Linked DNA regions of Mus musculus: all the other regions are linked to region 3. A link is a loop called in an ENCODE intact Hi-C map of the cell type or tissue named here. Cell type or tissue: gastrocnemius. All regions are shown on one strand.

What was found. Hi-C counts contacts between places; a loop is a spot of excess contacts. Peaks named below come from ENCODE experiments on the same cell type or tissue, not always from the same donor. Only the 100,000 strongest peaks of a DNase experiment are listed, where the experiment ranks them.
Region 1: it touches region 3 in a loop (1.9-fold over the local background); 12 of 42 quality-filtered maps call a loop at or near these places.
Region 2: it touches region 3 in a loop (5-fold over the local background); 5 of 42 quality-filtered maps call a loop at or near these places.

Annotation. Positions count from the first base shown.
Region 1 is chr14:30,346,561-30,354,560 of GRCm38, forward strand. It overlaps Cacna1d (calcium channel, voltage-dependent, L type, alpha 1D subunit), which reads right to left and starts at 6,926. Exons shown (of 47, transcript NM_001083616.2): 1 at 6,365-6,926; 2 at 4,080-4,389; 3 at 238-343. The coding sequence starts at 6,431. In gastrocnemius, no CTCF peak of the experiment used is centred here; DNase peaks (open chromatin) are centred at 4,240, 5,722, 6,269, 6,912 and 1 more place; H3K4me3 peaks cover 1,912 bases.
Region 2 is chr14:30,668,896-30,676,895 of GRCm38, forward strand. Rft1 (RFT1 homolog) reads left to right here. Exons shown (of 13, transcript NM_177815.3): 7 at 5,275-5,353; 8 at 7,955-8,000. Among named protein-coding and RNA genes, the nearest start is that of Rft1, 19 kb to the left of the region's middle. In gastrocnemius, a CTCF peak has its summit at 3,259 (motif pointing left); a DNase peak (open chromatin) is centred at 3,260; H3K27ac peaks cover 857 bases.
Region 3 is chr14:30,132,274-30,140,273 of GRCm38, forward strand. The region is part of intron 9 of Cacna1d (calcium channel, voltage-dependent, L type, alpha 1D subunit); the gene reads right to left. Among named protein-coding and RNA genes, the nearest start is that of Gm52106, 63 kb to the left of the region's middle. In gastrocnemius, a CTCF peak has its summit at 4,878 (motif pointing right); DNase peaks (open chromatin) are centred at 974, 4,909 and 5,604.

The DNA of each region.
Region 1 (8,000 bases), 210 kb after region 3:
AGTTCCATCTCTATTTATATAAGACTCATGACTTCAGACACTTTCATTCAGCATAAATCGAAGGATTCAGGTCAAATCTAGGAAACAGTAACAACGACATAACCCCACTGTGGCAAAGCTTTGGGAAATAGAGCATCATCGTTGTAAACTGCATCATCCACAACACCGTCTGCCAGTGCAATCACAGATGCAGAGGACTGCCACACACCACCAAAGCAGGAAGTCTAAGTCACTTACCAAGTTATGATTTGTTGAATTAGAATCATCTTCAGGGAATGGGATGTAAATAGCTAAGGCCACACAATTGGCAAAAATAGCCAATAATATAAATATGTCAAATGGTCTGAAAGTTTTTGTTAAGGCACATATGTGTTATACAAACATTATCTATCCCTCTTATAGCCCCAGGCATCTCACACCTGAGTTGCTTGTAAAATGGAAATCACCCACCCACCACCTATCCCCCTACACGTTCGTGCACATACAGACACACACACACAGACACATGCACACTCACACACACACAGACTCACACACATACATGCACACTCACACACATACACACACACACACACATCATTCTGTGGCTATCGTGGCTACTGGGTTTTCAGAAGTGCCTTCCTCTGGTCCTCTCACAGCCCCTCTCCTCACTGAGACCTCTCCTCAGCCTTTCTTTTATTGCAAGGATCACATTACACCCATTCTTTGGTGCTCACTGTGTATTAAAACCTGGAAGTAATATACATCCAGTTAGCTCATTGTGTGAAGCAGGCCTCTGCTTTCTATAACTTAAAAAGTGACAAGGATCTTACTAAATCAGCTGTCATAGACACAGAAATATAACCATCACAACAAAGACCTCTCCCATAGGTCCTTGTCACTGTGTTAGAGCCATTTTCTCAGAGGTTGTTCCTGGCTGAGTCAATCTAAACTCCTGATTGGGACCAGTCCAGGAAAGCCATGGGACCATCTCCCTTCTCTCTGTGCCACTGTGTGACATGTCCTAGTACCTTGGATGCTGTGATAAGCAGGCTTCCAGCTCCCTTCTTCTGCCTTCTCTACCAGGGTAATCAACAGTATAACTGTTTCAGATTAGAGCTGGGCTGGGCTCACCTCATAATGTGCTGTTTCTGTGTACAATTTATAAACAATTAAATTTAAAAGCCACAAGAAATCAGCACCAGACACTTTCAAAATAGGCTCTAACAAGAAAATCCCCGAGGGCTGTCTGGAAGAGTCCCTCTGAGATAGCCTTCAACAGAGACTTGCCTAAGCATTCTGTTAGCAAAAGGTATTGTCAAAACTGGCAACACCAAGTTTGACATCTGCCCAAATGGTTGTCTTTCAGCCTTTTTCCAAACAGAGGGTTTGCTGAGCACTGAACAAATCACAATTCCTGGGTTTGAGTTTCAATCGTGTTGTATACAACACTCATCTACAAGACGCAAGGTGGCAGTTTTACTAAATCCCACTAGGTGCTGAAGATTCAGGGATGGGAACAGTCTCCTGCCGATGGCCTCCTGGGAACCCCCAAAGTGACGCAAGAAACAAATACCCCTTGCCTCTCCGGAGATAGCTGCTTTGGGTTCTATAAAGCTTCACCCCTTTGGAGAGCTCAGATAACTCCCTGGAATAAGGACAGGAATAGCATTATCCTCTTACTAACTTTGATGGGTTTATTTTTAAGCCAGTTAGCTTTAATCATATTGATTCCTCAACTCGGTTATAAAATCTTGTGCCCTGGGATTTGACTTTAAGAAGACTTCAGGGCTCTGTTTCTCTCTCTCTCTCTCTCTCTCTCTCTCTCTCTCTCTCTCTCTCTCTCTCTCACTCACACACACACGCATACACACACACACACACACACAGCAGGTCCCCTCCAACACTGTATGTCAACTCCCATAAAGACACACTTGTGCTTCCTGTTCCCCACACCATCTTTCTTCCTCTGCGAACTGTGCACACTGTGCCTTTGAGGTGTCTAGCTCTTGGCAGTACTCAGTCAACAGACAGCAGAGGATCCCATCTTACCACTATAAGAAATATGTGGGACTGAGCCAACAGCCGCTTCTTACACAGGCGCCATCTCGCCCCTACTCCCTGCCAGCCTACAAAGGCAGATTGGCTTCTCTCAGGGCTAACTGGGCATGACTGAGCTGCTGAAGGATATGTCTGTGACCTGGTCCCTAAAATGGAGGGGGCCTTTTACTATCTACCTGTTACAGAAATTGTGCACAAGCATTCTGAACTGGCAGCCATGTCTCTTAAATCCCTGTACACACACTTGCATTTCTCTCAAGAAAGAGAGCTAGTGGTGAGATGCAGGAATTCGCTGACTATATATAAACTGTTACATAGAAACTCCTATGCATGGAGTGAGACAGCACCTCACTCCACCTAAAGGGAACATCCCTGCTGAGGGGCCCCTGCTTACTCTGAGTCACCTCACACCAGCCTCAGGAGAGCATGTTTCTAGCACACCCAGTAAGACCACCTAGGCACACCCTCACTTAGCAGCCCCCTCTTGGCCTGTATGAGAGCTCTTTCCTCAGACTAGAGGATTTAAAGAGAAAATGCACGCACACAGCCCCAAGTATTCAAGAGATGCCATAACTCACTCTGGAGGAGAGACATCTGTGCTAAAAAAGAAAAAAGCACGTGAAAACCTTCAAATCCTGCCCTGGCATTCAACTGCTCTCCCCAAAACCTTTCTAGACAGTTGCTTCATTTTAACTCCTGTCCATGAGCAGACAAAATAGGCAAGCTAAGACAGAGATCACACAGGCAGCGGCCATGATGAGGACCCCCCACTTTCTAGCTGTCACCCAGCAGTCCTTCACCCTGGCATCTCCCTTCCCTGAGCCTGCTGAGGAAACCTCCTGCTTGCTGCCAGAAATACTCAGAGGGCCTGTCGGCCCGAAACACCCTTCTGGGAAAGTGCAATGCTTTATTCTACCCAGACCAAAGAAGCATATGATTAATTAGAAAGCCTGAGTTCAAGAGAAGGTTCCAGTCAACCTTTCCTAGCGGGTGGCAGGCATTGGAGCCTGGCTCCCAGGTCTGGGGAAGGGAATAAGCAGGTAGAAGCAATATTGTTTTCCAAGATCTGGGGCATGGCGATGACCATCCTGGAGCCAATTAAAGTTCAGTTTTAAAAATGCAGACACTCAGAAATGTAACTTCAGGCCAGTCCAAATGTGTGTGTGTGTGTGTGTGTGTGTGTGTGTGTGTGTGTACATACACAGACATATGCAGCACCTGTCAGTTCCTCCCTGGAGTGCTGCTTTGTCACACACGGGGCTTAGAGGAAGAGACACTCACCAGCCTCCCCTGCATGGCTTCTAGACTTGCTATATGGCTGCATGGCTCTTTTTTAAAGCTTATCAAAAAGAAATTTCAGGAAGTCATAGCATTGATCAGCTAATAATAGTAGTAGTAGTAATAATATCAAAAGTAACTTCTCCCTATAAATCAAATGTTCGCATTTAAAGTTACCTAAACAATTAGAATTAGCAAATAGCAGAGCCAGAAGCAACCTTACACTCACTGTAGCTGTCCAGGCAAATTTCAGTCACTAGAACCAGAAGATTCCACTAAAGGTCATTTCTAGTACAGACTGAAAATAGTCTCCATCTTTTTTTTTTTTTTTTTGTGAATCAGCATACCAAATTTTCAACAAATTAAAATGCATATAACTGCCCCCAAAACAATAACAGCTTCAGACCTATCCAGTGTTCTATGACCAAAGGTCTCGTTCATATTCTAACTCCCTACCACTATGAAGTTGCAATCTTCACTTCCCCCCCCCCACACACACACACAGCACTACATACATACACACACACACACACGCACACACGCACACACACGCACACACACAGGCTAAATATACTCATGGACACACCCTCTGCAAGCTGGGGAGACAGGAAGCCGTAGCCCATGAAGCCCCTTGCCTGCAGTTGCCACCATTGCTCACATTCCAGACTGCTAAGGCTCTGAGAAGTGTCACTGCAGAAAGCAAATCCTTTTGAAGCACAGATGGCAAATGAGAAAGACTTCCCACAGAAAAAAAAGGATACTTCCATTCCACTATACTAATGCAGGCTCTTCGGATGGGGTTATTGAGGGATAAACAGAAAAGGGCACGGGCAGGTCGGCTGTTAGACGAGTTACCCTGTTTTTTGCTCTTGGCGTATTGCTGACGTTTTCTTTGGGAGAGAGATCCTACAGGTGGGGGTGCAGAGGTGCTCATGGTCTGGGCGGCCTTGGCCTGTCTAGCAGCATCGATTGCAGCTTGCCAAGATAGGACAGTTTGCTTGGAGCTGTTGGGCTGAGAAGTTGGTCCTTCACCAGAAATAGGGAGTCTGGTGCCTCTTGCATAGTTTGCCTCTGAGGAGAGGAGAAAAGAGATTATTCCTTTTGGAAAAAAAAAAAAGAAGAAGAAGAAGAAGAAGACTTCAATCCATACTATCTTTTTAAAAAGCAAAAGTGTCTCCCATCTTGCATTTCCCATTTTGAACCTTCTGTCACAAGTAGTGGGGTTTGGCCAGGCAATGCAAAAGTCACCAGAGCTCTACTCTGAGCATCAGTCATGCAGGGCCATTGTTGTGCCACACCTAACCACACTGGTACTCTTCCATACCTGTGTCTTCAAAAGGAATCTTTTAGTGCATCTCTTCTGACAAACTGAGGCCATTCTCACAGTGATCCCGTGTCTTTTCCTGACTTTGAAAACACATGTATCTCTCATGGCTTAACAGATATACACAACTCCCTTTCTCAAAAAGTAATTACCAACACACACACACACACACACACACACACACACACACGCACACACGCGGGCACACGTACACACACACTCAACCAATAATTCAGTAGTTTTAACCACTTTTAGACTATTCCTCCAAAAGCTCTCCATAGCCATATATGCAATTTTTTCTACATGGGAAAAAAAAAAAAAACCTCTTTACTGGCACCAGGCAATACCAAAAGCCCCACAACAAATATCTAGATTATGCATTAACACTTCCTACAAATGAAAATTCATGATGCTTGGGACTCATTTCCTCCACAAGCTTCAGAAAACAGAAAAACATCTTTAAGGCTTTTTTATTATTATTATTGCATTTTAAATTGCAGCAGCAGCAGCCAAGCCAGCATCTAATCGGCCTGCACCCTAAGAGTCAGGGTGCATTATGTCAGGGAACCTCAAGGCCTATGCAATAATTATCTCAGTGTAGAGTAGCATCCAGGTACTCCCAGGGCAAAATACTCAAAAGCGGGCGGGGGAGGGGGGAAGGGGAGGGCATGGGATGGAGGGTGTCCCTTCATGTATAGAGCTCGCCTCACTGTGGGTCTGGTCATTCCTTGGAAGATGGACATTGGGCCACCATCACCTCTGCTGAAGCAGATGTCAAAGTGAGAGTGGTGTCAGAGGTTGGAAATCGGGCGTTTGCAAAACCAATTATCACTAAGTAAAGAGTCAAAGCAAGCACAGGTCTCCTGCCCTACTGTCCTTAAGCCTGGGACAGAGCAAAGCAGGCAGGTGGCACTCAATCTGAGATCAGGGACTAGTTTTGCCAAGCGGTTCCTTTGAGAAGCGCTCACCGGAAAAGGCTTCAAGAAAACCAGGGCTGGGAAATGCTAACGACCTCCATGAAGGGAACCTGGCCAAAAGCACCCCAGCCTTCTTAGACCCGGCCCCCGCTGGTGTGGAAACTGCACGTGGTGAGTTGCAGAGCCCCACAGCGGCAGCAACTCTCTGGGCATTGCTAGGTTACCGACGTGTGCACAGGAGGCACAGGGAGCGGGAATACACGCTCCACCCGACCCTGTTCCCTCAGATCCCAAGACCCGGGGCTTCTCCCATGAGATGATGGGACCAAGCGACCCAAGGGGTAAACCTGGAACAGTCCTAGAATTTTCCTGATGCTACTAAGGACCTTCTTCTTAGTCAACCAGAGGCGCGGGAGATAGGGGGAGGCTGGAAAAAGGGTTCAGGCTGAAGACTAACACCTCCTCTTCCATCGCTCAGGGGCGATGAAAGAGGAAAGTTGAGCCCGAGCACACTGAACCCGGATCACCTCACTCTTGCCCCTTGGCTCCACAGTACTCCACACACACCCAAATGGCCGCCCCCACCCCAGCAAATGCAGAATTAACTGACATTCACGGCCTGAAGAGGAGAACGGAGTAGCTGCCGCGCATCACCCCTTTCTATGTAGATGACACCAAGCCAAAAGCATCATTTCCAACCCCCTCAACCCACCCAACGCATCGGAGATGGGGGGTTGGGGGTGGGAAGAGTAGGATCATGATAGGATGAGGTTTGGCAGCGGGTACCCAAGCTCAGGCTGCTCACCGTTCGCATGGTCCTCTTGGTGCTGCCGTTGATGTTGCATTTTTTTCATCATCATCATCATCATCATCCACGAACATTTATTGAGCGCCTACTGTGTGCAGGGCACTATGCTCAGGGTTAGGGAGGGGGAGGAACGGATATGGGAGGTTACGGATAGGTAGGAGCCGCGGTCCCTGCCCTTATTTTCGCTTCAGCAGGGGGTGGGGAAGGACAGAGACAAATAACCAAAAATAAAGATAATTTATAAAAACCGCCTGCCACCCACGCTCCTTCTTTTTTTTTTGAAAAATGGAGCAAAATAAACTTTTTGTAAAAAATAAAATCAGATGTATATATTATCTTAGTAATATATACATGTAATTTTTTATTTTTTTTATTTTTTTTTACTGCAAAGGAGAATTGGCTTGGTCCCCTCCTCTAGCGGAGGGACACCGTGGTGGTGCCCGCCCGGCCTGCCGGGCCGCTCGGCGCGCCCCCCATGCCGCCCGTCCGCCCGCCCGCCGCGGTGCCCGGTGCCCCGCCGCCGCCGCCGCCGCCCGCGCCGCCGCTGGCTCGGGACCGCGGGCAGCCGGAGCTCACATCCGGGGACGGAGGCGCTCGCCCGCCCGCCCGCCCGCCCGCTCCGCGCCCGCCGCGCCGCGCTGCACGCCGGCTTCGCCCTGGCGACGCTGCGCGCCCGCCGCCGCCGTCCCCCGCCCTCCCCCGCGCGCCCGGGCCTCCCACCGGCCGCGCCGCGCCCCAGCTGCCCGCCTGCGGCCCACGCGCCCCCCGGACTCCACGGCGCGCGACTCGGACGCCGCCACCCCCAGGCTGGCGCGGCTGACCGAGGGTTAAGTGCGCTGCGGCCGCCGACAGCCCGGTTAACCCCCTCGGCGCCGCCGCGCGGGCGCCCCTTCCCCGAGCCAGGCCCGTGGGGCCCCGTGCCTGCTGCTAGGGGCGCCGATGCGCCGCTCCTCTACACGGCGTCCCCAAGCGGAGGCTGCTGGGGTCCCCTGGGGTCCGCTGGGCTGGCTCTGGTGGCCTTCGCACTCTCACACCTGGGGGAGGCCCCGCCCCCCTCCCCCCAGGAACCCAGGTGCCCGCAGGCGATCGCTGCTGCTGCAGCATCAAAGCTCAGGGTTCGAGGGCTCTGCTTGGACTGGACAGGCGTCCCCCAGCTCTTACACCGTTTCTTCCAGTTTAGAGGTGCAAAGAGATGGGGGGCTTGTTCTTTGGGGAGCACTGACTGTCCTCAGAGATCTGCCCTCAGCCCTGAATCCCGTCCTCCCTCCCTTATGCATACGTGGCGGTGGGCTCCCTCCCTCTCGCCATCACCTCCACGTGTATTTGGAGACAGGTACAGAGAAGTAACAGCCAAGGTCTTTCAAACTGCTAGTGTGGAGAGGTAGACTGTGCAGCTCAAATTGATGACTCGTTTAGGAATTAATACTTTTTTTTGTACCTTCTCGGCCTCCTGTTTGTAGTGGGGGAGGTCTACAGGCCCCAGCTCCGTCTGGAGGGGGAAATACTGTATCTAGTGGATGACTGATATTTTTCATTTAGCTTTGTGCTGGCTGTTGGGAAAAGGCGTCTGCTTTGTTACTTTGCAGGATTCGATTTATTTGCCTTTGTTCGGATCTGCTTGTTCCTACGGAGT
Region 2 (8,000 bases), 540 kb after region 3:
AGCTTAGAAAGACTCTGCCCCAAGGTTAAAATCAGGAAAAAGTCTGAGGATATAGTAATGTCTGTAAGACCCTGCTCTCGTCTCCATTTTACAGATGCGAGAGCTGGTGCTCAGAGGAGTTAAGTGACTAAACCCCAAACCAGACAGCTTGTTTTGGATCCTCTTCCTTGTAATTGCTTTCTATGGACCATGTTAGGTCTGTGTGGTTAACCAGTCTTCCAAAAGAGTTGGGCTTATTGACCATGCTAGTTTTTTATTTACTTAAAGATTGGGAAGTTCCAGGTAGAAAACTTACTCAGGCTTGTTATTTCTAAAGGGGTAAAGAGAGGAAGGGGTCTTAGGCCAGGTGTAGTGGTGTGTGCATTTAATCCCAACATTTGGGAGGCAGGTAGATCTCTCTAAGTTCAAGGAGGACCAGCCTGGTCTGCATAGTGAGTCTCCACCCCCAAAACAACAACAAAACAAAGAACAAGAAGAGAATAGCCTGCATTCAGCTCTCCCACAAGCGGCATACCTGCGTGGCTCCTTGGAGCAGCTCCTCGGTAAAACTGCTTACAATCATCTGCAAGAAAGATCAGCTGGACCAAATGTTTCGGTTTCCTTTCCTAGTCTTTTAGAATTACGGGTTTTTTATAGGTATTCATTTGGATTTATAATAAGCTAATGGTACCTCAAATGATGACCACTGTTTATATTCTTTGGCATGTCTGAGTAACTTGAAATATTTAAGTAGAGCTGCAGCGTTCACCACAGCAAGCGTGTGTTCCACATGAGTCCATGCTGAATTGCTGTGGTGGAGACCCGAGACACTCGCCAACCACACTGCAAGACTGCGTTTAGTGCCATCAGAGCAGACGGTCAGGGTGGATGGAGAAGTCTGTCTGGGATCTTTTAGGAAGGCTTCCTAGAGGAAGCTGCCTTTGAGCTGGAGCTGAACATGGGTGGGCAGAAGTGAACAGTGATGTGTGGTGATGCATGGAGCCACAGGAAGGAAACAGATGTGCTCAGGCCTGCTCTGTGCCCCTTGCTGGGTTGGGATTGAAATATGGGGATAGTGGGGGGATTGAGTAGACCAGTCAAGGAGAGGAAAAGAAGGGTGGGTGGAGCTTATGAAGGGAGGTGGACATGGCATGTGGCTCTCAGCAAGTGGCAATGACTTCAGTAGAGTGGAGTGTGAACTTGTTGGAGCAGTAGAACTTACAGGTGGTTTGGTTTGCTTTTAGAATGCAAAAAGATTTGCCATTTTTAATTTTTAAAAATTAAATTTGTTCTTCAACAATTTTGTACATGTATAGTACTTTACTGAAAGGCTTTCCCTGTCCCAGGTTCCTACTACCCTCGTCCACCCTGCCATTTCCTACAGACCTCTTTCTCATTTCATGACTCAAATGGCCACATTCTCAGTCCCAACCCTGAGTGCCCCGTCCACCCTGGGTGTCTGCTCCAAGGACACCAAATGATGCAGTGTGGTTGGCGAGTGTCTCAGGTCTCCACCACAGCAATTCGGCATGGACTCACACTGAAGACACGCTGGCTCTGGTGGACTCCGCAGCTTCATTTTATTTTGTGACTCACTGAGTTTAGCAGGGGTGAGGGCAGGGGCTTCTGTGTGGCTGTGGGTTTGGAGTTATCATTGGAACCAGGTGGGCATATGATTGCAGACAATGGTTCTCCTTCTCCCAGAATCTAACAGGGCCTAAGGTAAGCCAAGCTAGCCTTTAACTATGTAGCTGAGGATGCCCTTGAACTTATGAATCTCTTGTCCCTACTTCCTGAGTGCTGGGTTACAAGCCTGGGCTGTCACACACATCTGAAGGTTTTGAATGGTGCCATGTAGAGGAGCCTCGTGGTATCTTGTTTTTCTGTCATTCAGTCCCCTACCAGCTCCATCAAATAGGATTTGTCTCTTTTAAGACAGGGTCTCACCATGGAGCTGGCTAGGCTCTTAGTCCCTCCTGCTTCAGAGTTTGAGCGCTCTTACTACAGGCATGTGTCACCATGTCTAGGGGATCTTAAATATGAGGTATAATGTAATCTCATTTTGCAGATGATAAACCAAGACTTAGCAAAGTTAACTATCTTGCCTATGGCCGTTGGGCTAAGTCAAGAAGCAGTTTAAGCCCTAGACTCTAAGCTTGATGCCAAAGTCTAAACCTACAGTAAAAGGACGCACTAGGCAAGTTGTAAGTGAGACATCTCTGTGGGAGACACGAAGTGATGAGGATGGTCCTGAGGTGGGCAAGTCTGGGGCCATCGGTGGCCTGTAAGGACTGGGGTAGGAAGAGAAAGGGGGAAGGAGAGTGCTGTATGGGTGGTGGAGGCGATGGGCTGTGGCCTCCACTTCTCAATGACTTGTCAGTGTGGGAGGCACACGGCTGATCATCCTGAGTCACAGAGTTTGGGAAGGGAATGGTGACTCAGCAGGATGAGCCTGGTTCCTTCTCAGCCTTCCCTACAGTTACTGCCGATCCATCACCTTTCACCTCCCAAGCCTCAGTGTTCCCGTTAAGCACAGTAAGGCTCTAGAAGGTCTGCTTAGGAACAGGGTGCAATCGCACCAACCCAGCTTTGTAAACCAGTCTCCTTCACCATCCCAGCAAGACCCCTTCTGAATAGAAGGGTACAAGTCCCCAGAAGTTGCTTCTTTTCTACCCGTCAGTGGCCTGAGAACCAGAGCCCCAAAGTGGACTTCCTGTGAATGTGTCCTTAATGAGCACTTCGGCTGTTGTAAGCAGTGTGGCCATCGACACTGAAGCATTAGGAGAGGAAGTCCTTTTATAAGCTTCCAGATTAGAGTCGCTCTCCCAAGGACTTTCTCTTTAGAAAGCTGAATTATTTCCCCAAACACATTTACTACTTACTGGCAGGCAGGCAGGCAGGCAGGCTTCAATAGGAGCATAATGGAGTCTGGGCAACTGGCTCAGACCTCTAATCCCAGCAATGAGTGCGAGGAGGAAGAATACTTGCAGATTTTTGCGGCCTGCCAGGGCTACCTAAGTGAGACTGTCTTGGCGAGACACACACACACACACACACACACACACACACACACACACACACACACACACACACACGACCCCAGAGCCAGTGGGCGGCAAATTTCAACTTTTCATTTCCTTTGAAAACAGCACAGATCCCTCAGGGGACTGTGCCAGTACAGGGGGATGTGAAAGAGATCTATCTATGCCTTCACTTCTCCAGAGCGGCCCAGGGACAGATCTGTCTGAGTATTCCTGGTCCACAGTGCCCTCTTGTGGTGATGTCTGGCAGCTCTTGTTCTGGGGAAAAGCAATGGTTGGGCAGTGTTAAGCTCAATGTCTTCTGCCTGGAGAAGGCTTACTTCAGGGCTAGAGATGCCTTGGCACCTGCTCAGAGCTCACTGACTTCCCGCAGACAGTGCAGTCTGGGAGGACTCAGGCCTGCATTCTTCTAGTCTATAAGAAAAGAGAAGAGGAGTCAGGGCTGAGAGGAGCCCTGCGTTCTCAGAGGTGCTCAGGTCGTCTAACCTGAGCTGCATGTGACTGTGAGCATTTTGGAATAATTAGAATTGAGGCGATAGTAAGGTTAGAATACACACTGCAGTTTAAAGGTTAGAGTAGAAAAAGTAACGTGAAATGCTGCCTAATTCTTCATATTCAGCACACGGCAAAAGTGGTATTTTGAGTTAGTATACTAACACTGGGAAGCAGGATGTGATGGTGTGCCTATAATTCTAGCACTAGGTAGGTGTGCAGGCGGATCAGGAGTTCAGCGTTATCCTCAGCTTAGCTGCAGACTGAGTTCAAGGCCACATGGGCCACATAAGACCCTACCTTAAAAATAGGAACAGGCTAGCTCATCTGTTAAGGTTTTTGCCTGGTTTCAATTTCCAGCATCCTATGAACCAGGTATGGTAGTGTGGACTGTGATCCTAGCACTGGGAGCTTGAGGCAAGAGGATAGGGTGTTCAAAGTCATCCTTAGCAAATCAAGTGGCTCAGCTGGTAAAGTTGCTCTTGCCAAACAAACTTGGTAACCTGAATTCAAACCCTGAAATCCATGTAAACAGAGGAGGAAAAAACTGGTTCTACAAAGGTGTCCCCTGACCGCCACACAGGTACTGTGGCATGCATACCTACCTGCCTGTATTGTGTGCACACACATACACACACACACACACACACACACACACACCATTTTGTTTTGTTTTAGCCAGACTTTTAGCTACTTTATAGGCTCTTATTTCTATCACCCTTCTCTCCCCTTATCCCTTCCAACCCCCAACACTAAGTTGTAGAGGAAGGCTAGAGAGGAGAGGGAGCATCGGTATTGTTAGACGACCTCCTGTTGTTTAGGGTGTCAAGGTCCTTGGGCAATTTGGATGTTTGTCAGAATATCTCCAGCCAGCAGCAGAGGAGTAGTGGCTGCCTTACCTGTCTCAGGGATCTAGCGTTTTTATATTCTCTCAAGAGCCTTCAGCATCCTGTCATATACTTGCAGAAACTATCTGCAGTTGGCAGGATCACAGCCCTGCCAGAGCACGAGGCAAATCATAGTCTGCCGCTATGGACAGTCTAAAGCAGCCCCATATCCCATGCCTGGAATTAAAATAAAAACATATTCCTATAACATTTCTATGTTTTTAAAGAAACCAAAATTCTCACTACAAGTTTTAATTAGCTAGGTGTGGTGTTGTATATTTGTAATCTCAGTAGGCCGAGGTAGGAGGGTCATAAATAAAACCAGCCTGGTTACATAGTATAACGACTAATATTGATTATCAACCCAACAGGAACTAGAATCATATGGGAAAGGAGCCTCTGGGCGTGTCTAGGTTAGGTGAGTTGGGATGGGAAGGCCCAACGAGCTGGGATCTGGAAGTTTCCGTCCATGGTCAGTTGGTCCTGAGGCTCTGGGCCCGTGTCAGGGTAGCACACTGTGGCAGAAGTGCATGGCTGAACAAAACAGTTTTCCTCCTGACAAGGAAGGGAAAGAAGAGAAGGGGCTGGGGTCCCACACTGCCCTTCAAAGCACACCCTTGGTGGCCTAAGCCCTTCTCACTGGGCACCCTTAAAAGGCTCTGCCACCTTCCAATCAGGTCAACACATGGCCGTAGGAAACATTCACGATTCAAATCTTATCCGTCATATACATTTTCTGGTATGTTTGGATGTCTTCTATGCTCTTAGCACTGATTGAAGAGTCAGGGGAAACTATTCAAGTTGGGGCCGTATGGACTGCCCAGGCTTAGATCTGAAAAGCTGGAGATGTGGTTTTATGCTCATTTTTCTTTCAGGCATTTGTCAACTGGAAGGAGGCAGGATTGGCTTGGAGCTTCTTCAAACAGTCGTTCTTGAAGCAGATTTTGACAGAAGGTGAGTAAAGCAGAGTTCACATTGAGCAGTTGGGAGATCATAGAAGATACAAAAGGATTCCACGGGACTGCTGACACCAGAACACTTGTCTGGGGCCCGCAGCAGAGGACCCTTAGAGATGTGCTTGCTCTATCTGCTTTTAAATAAGATAGGGAACCAATATTTATTTAACTTTATGTTTTACTTAAGTTGTCTGCCTTAAATCACTCCACAGCCTTACAGAAGATAGTCTCTCCCTCTGTGTAGGGATGTGGAATTGAAATCCAAGTCTTTGTTAGTCAGCTTCCTGTTACTGTGGCAGATTACCCAAAGTAACCAGCTTAAAGGAAGGAGAGGTTCAGGGTGGCCACAGCTTTAACTCACGGTTACTCGCCTTTGTTGCCAAAGTGAAGCAGTGTGTCATGGTGCTAGTGTATGCAGAGAGGCTGTTGTGTGTCATGGTGCTAGTGTATGCAGAGAGGCTGTTGTATGTCATGGTGCTAGTGTATGCAGAGAGGCTGTTGGGAAACAGAGTTTTAATATGTCCTTCAACAGTATGCTCCTGTCACCTGGCTTTCTCCCTCTAGGCTCTATCTCCTGAGGGTTTCAGGAGGACCATGGGCTGGGCTCAAAGCTTAAATACATGGAAACGCTTTATACTTAAGCTGCAGCAAAACCTAACTGGAAAAGCCCATAGTAAATCATTTAAAATATTTATTATAAACGTGTATTATATGGCAGAAAATTAGAGAAAAACAAAATCTCATTATCAGATCCTAGCTTTTTATACATTTTCCAGCCATTTTCTGAACGGTTCTGTTTGTGGTAGTGAGAGCATATATGCTTCCACCCCACGTTTCCTGTACACTGTGGGTGCTGAGAACAACCACAGATAAGCAGCAAGCATGGCCTCAAGGAGCTTCTCTTGCCAAGCCACTGCTGTGAAGTACTTAGCTAGTGCATGGCTGTGGGCGGGGCTTGGAGACTTAGCACAGGCTCTGTACGGGCCCTTGTTTACTAGAGCTCTGTTAAGAAGCCAAAGAGGAAAAGAGATGTGAACATCTGAGAGGTCTCCTGTCCAAGGGAGCTCATGAGGAGGAGAGCCCATTGTCCTGCCGGAGGGGCCTGAAAAAACCCATTGTAGAAGGCTAAGATACTCCAGTCAGTCGGGTTCAGACTGAACCAGGATGACAGTGTGACAGACAGGGTGAGGCTGAAGAAAGGAGGCCAAAAAGAAAGCTGGAGTTAGTATATAAAAGGCCTCCAGTGCAGAGTTAAGGAGCCTCCATGCTTTGCAGGTATTAAGGAACTATTTGAAGACGTGAACTCAGGATTGACAGGGGATTATACAATTGTGCCTTGGTATCAGGTTTTGGTTCTTAGACCAATCCCAGATATTTTAAAATCTAAGGTGCTCAAGTCCCTGTGTAAAATGGTGTATTTTTTGTGTATAACCTAGACATACTCTTCTTTATGCTTTAATTGTACCTAGTGCAATGCAAGTGCTATGCGGAGCTATTGTTGTACTATTTGTTTAGGAAACAATTTATTATTTGTTATTACTATAATAATAATAAAAGCATCCATACACATAAAGTCATGTTCAGTGCAAATGCACTTTTTGGGATGTTTTTGATTTATAGTTAGTTGAATCATTAGAATCACAAACCCTCAGATATGGAGGCTAGCTGTATTTACAAAACCTAGAACTGTTTGAAGTTAGAGGGTCAGAATAGCACAGAGATAGGACCTAAGAAGTCCCTGTCACAGTTGTCTTTACAGGGAGACAGGTCAGAGAGAGGAGTCTTGAGAGAAGAGGGAGTCTGGCCTTATAATGAATTCTTTTTGAGTTCCCAGGAGGAGAGAACTTAATCTTTGGGGTTGTGGCCACTGTTTGGTGCCCTGTCTCTGTCATGGCCAGGGCGTTTCATATGTGGAAATGAAAATTCAAGCCAGGCATGCTGGCGTACACCTTTAATTACAGCATTTGGGAAGCAGAGGCAGGTAGATTTCTGAGCTTCAGGCCTGCCTGGTCTATAGAGTGAGTTCCAGGAAACACAGAGAAACCCTGTTTCAGAGAAAGAGAGACAGAGACAGACAGAGAGAGACAGACAGAGACCAAGAGAGACAGAGACAGAGTTAGAGAGAGTATCTGGCCTCCCTTAAGACTTGGAAGCCGTTTTCACCTTTAACATTTGAGCAGTCTCCCCTTATTTTATTGTTAAATAGTATGGTTTTGAAATAATTTTTGCTTGTTTTTAAGTTGGCTTCAAGATTCTGTCAATAGAGACCTCGGCACTTTCTGAACTGTTGCTGTGAGGTACTGTGAAATCAGTGTTAGGACATTGATCTTTAATTGGTTATCTGATGCTTCTCTGAGAGTTTGTCAGCTGGAGCCAAGCATGGTGGCCCACACCTATACGCCCAGCACCAGGAAGGTACGGCAGGAGGTTCTCAAGTTCAAGTCTGTTTTTGAACTCAAACAAACAAACAAACAAACAAACCAGGCAGTGGGGGTGGGGACTATTTAGTGATTGAAAACATTGGCAGATCATAGAGGAGAGGAAAGAAAACAATGAATGCTGCGTTTGAAATGCTGATCGCTTGGCTTTTCTCTTATAGGCGAGCGGTACGTGATGACATTTTTGAATGTGTTAAACTTTGGCGA
Region 3 (8,000 bases):
GGATGTGGCTCTTCATCCCTATAGCTTCATTTTACAATCTGATGGGGGCAGGTAGGTGACGGCCGGCCTGTGACCAAGGGGCCACATCACTCTGCATCTCTGGATCTATGCTAATTATTAGTGAGCCACTCTTACTGAGTGCTTAGAGTGCCACTCTTAGCTGCTTCCCAAGGCTGTGCAGGCAGAAAGGCAGGAAACAAACCCCACACTGTGAATGGCAACCAACACTGGGAACTGTGGAGCCCTGAGGCCAGGCTACACAGAGGATGAGGAGGCCTCCCTGCCTCAGACTCTCCCACTCATCCTCTGGGGTGGTAGGACAGTACCAGAGAGTATCATGTGCTTATCAGTCCTAAATCTAACTCCCACTTGTGGCCTGGCTTCTCTCTGCCTCCATGTCTTCATCTATATGGTTAAGAGCATCTGCCTCAGGGCTGTAGACACACTGGGTGTCAGTCAGGACTGAACAGGCTGTAGGCACACTGGGTGTCAGTCAGGACTGAACAGGATGAGGCACACTGGGTGTCAGTCCTGGCTCCAGGTCATGGGCAAGGTGTCCAAGCACAGACCCTGCCAATGGTATCAGAAAAACTCTCCGGAGGATCTCTGAAAGCAAAGCACTCCAATTTGTGGTCATTTTGCCCAGGCCCCTCTCGTTGCTGTCCAGGAGCATCTAGTGTGAACAGCCAACTATACTTCTGAGTTAGTGTGGGCTACCACTCTGTGTATTTTTTTTTTTTTGACTTAAGAGGAGTTACTGTCTAATTTAGCATGTTGTAGGGACAGCAACCCTGCAGTCACCATCATTTACAGGGTCCCCAGGAGTGTGGTGTCTATTCCAGAATGATGTCATCAGGGCTCTGGAAGGGAGAGGATGAAGACATTGTGTGCTTGAACCTTGATCAGGTCCCTCAGTTTGAGCAAGGGGCCGAAGCTCTGCAGAGCTGGGTAGCCCGGTGTTCAGCTCCACCCACCCCCTGCAGAGGTCTGGCTGGGGTAGGGCTGTGGGCCTGGCTGGGGCGGGGCTGTGGGCCCAGCTTCCACATTAAGCATTTTATCCTCCATGGCTACACACCGCACATTTACTTTCATGCTAGTGACTGAGTAGAGCCTCCTTCCTGCACTTAGCCCTCAAAGGTTCTCATCTACACTTTAAAAACGACCAAGACAGAAGAATCCATCAGTGTTGGAAGAGGCTCCTGGAAGTACACAGCAAAGGACGTGAGTGCCCAGATGACCAAGCAGCTGGCTTGCCACAGGGGTAGTCAGCTCACTCCCATCCCACTCAGGATGCACCCCTGTGTGGCACACCATACCCACAGTTTCAGTAGAGATGCTTAAGTAGGCTGATATACCACAGGGTTGGAACAAGCTTAAATGCTACTGAGTATTCCCATGTCTACACACTACACCCAGCAGACAAGCCCAGTTCCTGGAGATAGTAACAAGCTGTACTGGTGACTATTGCAACTCTATAAAAGTCAAAGCAGGAAGGATTACAAAAATTCATGTGATAAACCCGGGGACAGGTGCATTTCTCCTAAGGCCTCCATGGCATCTTATGGAGTAACTACCCTTCTTTCCCCAGCAGGAGTCAGTGCTGGGGCTTTGCTAGGGTTTAGGCAGACCTCTCAGAACCTCCTGCTGTTTGCAGATGCCAGTCACCCCCTACAGGAACACACTAGGGCCATCTGCATAGGGAGGAGTTACAAGTCTGTTTCTACTTCAGGTGTTGGACCTCTGGGGAGAGCACTAGAAGCTGGGGGGCGGGGAGGAGCTGGGAGGAACCTGGGTGCCGCTGCAGGTAGGGGGATGTTGGAAAGCTGCCTAGCTCATCCTTGGTGGCATAGACAGCCTAGGCGAGGCGCTACCTGGAGCCACTCCCTGAGGAGGCAGGTCACTGTTTTTTTCTTTAACATGGAGGAGTACCAGGCCTGGCTTCCACTCTGAACTATACTTCACAAAATAACCAAATGATGGACATTTCTCAAGCTAGCACAATACCTAGTATCCTTAACCAACGCACAGATATTTCCTCATCAACTTTCACTCTATAAACTACGTGTTTCACAACCATACTTGTCAGCTGTACAAATTCAGAGGCAGGCATACACAAATGCATTTGCACACACATATGCGCACGTACACACACACACATGAGTCTATGCAACTGGGCAGCACCTCGGAGTGGCATATACCAATTCACCAGGTCATTTCTTTCAGTGAGGTCAAAGACTCAGAGGAGCAGTCGGGGAGCCTGGCCTCATCATCGCATAACTAGGGCATGCGTTTGTTGTGTCTGTGTTACCTGAGCCGCAGGCCAGTATCTCCTCCAAGATCCAGTTACCTTTGACCAGCTCTCAGGAGGAACAGAAACACCCATAGCTGTCTGGTTTCACTACTGGCCCTTGAGGACTGAAGTCTCCCGACATTTTCCCAGCCCTTCAAGGAGACCAGGACCTGAGCAGCACTGGGAAGCCACTGCCCACCACCCACTCAGGAGTTAGGAGCCCTGCGGCCTGCCCAGAAGAACCTGAATCCAAGTCCTCTCCGGGCCTAATATCCAGGAGATAGAACACAGCATTTGAGCGGCTCCTCAAGAGCCTAAGTCAGCCCCAGGAGCCCCCTGACCCTCCAGCCACAGCAGCCCGGAAGAAGGCTTTTCAATACGCCACACTGAGCTCTTCTGCAGTCCTTCTGAAAGCTGTCACGACAGCAGCTGCTTGCATAGATGTCCTGGGACTCTGAGTGGCTTGCTTTTAAAATTATTTTACCTTCTGAAAAATGTTTGTATCTATGTTAAGTGTAAACGTAAGCCACACGCATGCAGGTGGCCAGAAGAGGGCATTAGATGCCCTGGAGCCGGAGTTACAGGTGCCTGTGACCTATACAGTGCTGGTGCCCCACACTAAACTTCCCACCCCTGTAAGAGCAGTGTGTGCACTCAGCTTATCACAGAGCCTTATATCTCCCCTTCTCAGCACAAGCTCTCGCCCACACTTGGGGATTTCTTTTAGTACTTCCTGATGCTGCTAAGCTTCCCAAGGGATGGGGGCAAGAGGTAAGGCTGGATAACGCATCAGTGGCAGGACTGTGCTCCTTCCCCAGGAACAGGGGTCTGACCCCAAGCTCTTCTGTCCTTGCATCATTTTCATGGCAAGCATGAGCAGCGTCGTGCTGTGACAACACGGCTAAACCCCAAAGTCCCAGGTGGCCCCTGAAGGCACCGCTACATGCTTGTGCTAATGCGTGTTGCTCACACAGAGCGAGGGATTTCTATGACGCAGCCACATTCACCTTGGGAAATGTGGGTCAAGGTCAGACTGAGGCCTCCAGGTCTGAATCAAGACCTGGAGTTGTGCCCAGAAAAACTACTCTCTTTGTTAGAGAAAGAGAAAGGTGGTACTGTGGGAAAGGTGGCACAGCAACCGAGGTTCCTGCCCCACCATCGCCAGCAGAGTCGGTCTGTGTTCCCAGCAATAGAACGGCCATTCCTCACTCCAGGAAGCCAGCTTCCTCAAAGAGATAAGATGGCTTCCTCTCTCTCACATCGTCAAACCACCCCAGAGGCCACGCTGCTACTGAGGTGAGTGGCCCCCAGGAGGGGTTACCTCTCTTGACAGAGGCCCCAAGGCACTCATCAGCATGTTGTAAATACTAAACCCAAGCAGGTCGGCTTCATCCTTGGCCTATATTGGTGTGCAAGCTTTACAGAGTTCTTCCTTCTCGAGCTTTTAGGGCCCTGTGAGCCAAATGCTTTCCATCTGACTATCCCCTGATGCCTTTCCTCTTCAGGCCTTCTGAGGAGGCTAGGATTCTAACACAGACAACCCCACTTAACCTCTGAGCTCAGCATTCTCACACTGCAACAAAACCATGCCGTGTATCTCTCTTCTGGGTGAGCGGCTGGCGCGCAGCTGGCTATCTGCCTCTGCAGTCCATGTCTTCTCAAAGATTTTTTCCTCTTTCTGACTGGGGTCCATCTTGGTGTCAGCACTAAGCTGTCCATGCCAAGGTATCCAAGCAAAGCGTGCACTGCCTCCCAGCTACAGCAGTGACCCACAGACAGCTGGGCAAGCTGTTCTTGGTATACACATCTCTATGTTAATGATCCTGGATGCTTTGTCAAGTGGTTGGGGACGGGGTAAGGGTGCGGTCAACAGTATTTAGGACAAAACTTTATATTTAACTTTATACTTCCCAAATAAGGCTATTCTCATTGAAGAGAACTGAGTGCCCCCAGATGGCTTTTGTTCTGTTTTTGGTTGGTTTTTTTTTTTGGGGGGGGGCTACCTCCCTTACTCTTGAAGCTGAGATTACTAGCTTTAGCATGGCCTTGGGTAAATGAGCCAGCGACGCCCAAGAAGCAATTTGAAACATGTAGCCTGGAAAAAAAAATCAGCCAAATAACATTATTGGAATTTCTAAACAGTTTAAACTTAAAAGCATCATTCAAGGAAAAGCATTTCCAAGCGTGTCTTCCAGGCTAAGAATATTCACACTGAATCAAACGAGCTCCCTCAGTTGGCTCAGAGGCTTCTTCATAGGCACAGTGCAAACGGAAAGGTGCCATCTCAGTGATGCCACACGTTTGAGGGAAAAGGCCAAAAGACCAAGCATGACCAAGCATCAGAGAAACCAAGCGATTAAAACATAGGCACTTTCCACACAGCGCATGCAGCTCACGCAATGCCTATGCACAGGGAGAGGAAACCAGAAACGTCAGGCAAGGAGCCTCCACAGAGCAAGAACACCTCAGCAAGTTACCGTGATCTTTAGCCCTGCGTTGTCGAAAGCAGCAAAACTTCCTTTTCTTCTTATCCTCTCTTAGCAGATCAGCCACCGTGACCCCTTCAGGTTGAACACAGGCAATTCCATTACCAGACAGTAGAGGGCAGCAAGAGCAATACAAACAGGGCAGCCTAGCAGGCAGGCAGGCAGGCAAGCAGGCGGGCAGAAAGGGCAGCAACAGCTGGTCCAGTGTGGAACAGCGGAGGCCTGAGGCATGTCGGCATGTCTCCAATCCACTTTTGCCACCCACTCCTCCTAGCTAGGAATCTATAGCTCAGGATCTGAAGGGTTGAGGGCATTTGTCAACCTGTCCCAGAGAACCTATTCTGAATGCGCAATCTACTATCTAGTTTGTGACACAGGTCTCCTATGTTTGTCCTTGCATCTAAGAAAGTGCTTAAGGAAAGTGCCCTTCAGGGAGTCAGAGGCTCTGGGTATGAATTGGGAGTGTGATGCCAATCAGGACTGGTCTCTGGGGCAGGGCAGGTGGCAGTGAAGAAGGTGGGCTCTGGACTCTGACAACTGTACCTCCCACTGCTGTATGAACATGGATTGGTTACCTAGTGTTGCTTACTCGTGAGATATTAGCAAGGACTGGGCCATTGCTAATGAGTTGCTGGAGAAGAAGTAAATGAGAACCAAGGTAAGAGAAGCGATGTGCTTCACTCCAGCGACACATGACCACCCATAACTGTTAGCATCCTTGTTACTAAAGCCCCTAATGGTCATCGGGTCACAAGGGAGACAGTCACAGACTCTCTGACATCTAGCAGTGCTGCATTTCTGAACTCGTGCCAAGCCATCCAGCTAACCTCTAAAGTAGAGTCTACATGTGCATGCTCAGAAATGGGAGTGCACAGGCAGTATAGGGGGCCATATTGGGGCCTGCAAAAGCATAGGAACACGGGCCTACACCTTAGTGGGACTACTGCATTTCTACAAAGGGCATGCTCTCTCCACACTGCAAGTTCCCCCTCCCCAACCTAACCCTGAAGAACATGGCACAAATGTTCCAATACCCATGAGTTGGAACATAGCCCATGAACAAAGCTGTGTGAGATCTCTGAGACCTTGTGAGAAAACTCTAAGTAACTAAGACAAGAGGTCTTATAACCTCGGTGCAACAGGATGTGGGTTGTTTTTGGAATGCGCTTATGTCCCCTTCCTGGGTGTAGTAGTGAATAGGAGTGAGCTCACTTCAGACTATTCATTACAACTGGCTATTGTTACTTGTTTACTCCTCCAAGGAAAAGCATGGTTTTGCCATGTGTGTCTTGTCCTCCTGACTGTACACTTTTCTCAGGTGACTCTTGTTAACCCCCAGAGTATAAACTGTCTGATGCTCTGAATAAAGCTGGCTATTGCATGGGACTTTACTCCACCTTGTTTTTTTAGGCCCCACTCTCCCAGGTTCACGCTGCTACCCTGAGCGCCAACAGTGGTGGGTTCCAACTCCAGTGCAGCGCTTCACGACTGCGCAGCCTCGGGAGGCTATGTAAGGCTGGCACACTCTGATTTCCTCATCCATCAAGTTCCTGTCTCATAGAGCAGTGTGAAGAATAAGAACTCATGTGCCCATAGCCCCAGGAACAGCATCTGATACACACGAAATGCCAGATAAATGCTAATTGCCGCCCCATGACCTTTGAGTAAATAAATACCAGACTGCTTAAGCTTGTGATGAAAGCCACACGGCATGTGCTGATTTAATCGTCCCAGGGGAGAGCAGGCCAGGGCAGATGACAGTGGGCACTGCATCCAACCTCTGACCCCAGGGCTGGCCCTCCCATCAGTCTCCCCAGTCATAGCACTGCCAGCTGCTCCTCCAGAGAGGGTAGGTGACCTGGACTCATATTTATCGTGAGCCACCTACCTACTGCTGCTGTTTCTTCTATGGTTTTTGGTAGAATATTTTCATTTCTAAACTTCTTTGGGATACTTTGTGATTAAAAAGCTGTCTTATAAATTAAAAGAAAAAAAAGAAATGTGATTTTCTTTTTCTTTTCTTTTCTTTTTTTTTTTTTTTTGTTTGTTTTATTTGAGATAGAATTTTACACATCCTGGAGCCTGGTCTCCAAGGGTAACCTTGAACTTTGTATCACACTGTCTCTTCTTCTCCAGTGCTGAGATTATGGCATACCATGTCCAGTTTATAAGGAGCTGGGGACCAAACACAAGGCTTTGTGCATGTCAGGCAAGCACTTTACCAACTGAGCTGCATTCCTCAAATACAGTCTTTCAAAACAAGGTCAGCAAAGCACCATGGTGTTTATTTACAAACAGCTATGCCACCTGTGACTCTCTGCTGACCCCTGAAACAAACCAATGCAGGAAACCAAACAGACAAACAAAAATCAGGTAGCACTGGCCAGGCAGGCAGCCAGGGTGACCTTCTGCACTGAGGCCCATGGTAGAAGAAGCAATGAGAGGTGGGTGGGCAGTGGCCACCACTCTGGGACCAACAAGGAAGCAGGCTACAGTCAGGTACTCTTGTGGGCAATGGGGGCAGCAGGTACCCGCTCCTCCTTTCTTTGGGTATCAATTATTACTACTTAGAGGAATTACTGGTCCCTAAGAGTCCCCACAATAAGGCTGCCCTGATTCATTTGGTCAGAATTTTAGAATGGGCTCCCTTTTAAAATGGTTTCATTATTTTAAAATTTTTTTAAAAAAATTAACCATGACAATGAGAAGAGATTAAAATAGAATTTTAGGCTTCCAGATTTTAATAGCCCTAGAATAACACCATTGTTCATGAAGAAGCAGCTGTAAGTGTCCAAAAAAAAAATCACACACACACACACACACACACACACACACATGCCCCACAGACTTGGCAGGGTTTCTTAAAGAAATTTGAAGCTCAGCAAAAAGTTAAATAAATTATCCTTGAAAATTCCCCAAATGCTCAGGAGCTACCTTCTGAGATAATTTTGTCTATTCAATTAATTGTGGCGCAGCAGCTTTCTAATAGCAAGTTTACACTGTGGATATCTTAAATAGCCCAAGAATGCTCACAGGAGACTTCCCTGTCATCAGCATCAGATACCTAGGATAGGGCCCTCCAGACAATTCTTAGACCCATGAGAGATTCAGCCACTGACACAGGTCAAGACTCAGAGATTCCTAACTAGGGCTCCCTGGGACTAACTCCCAGGAGCACACAAAGAGAGGTCCCCTGCCATCTGCTTAAACAACTAGGACCTCTG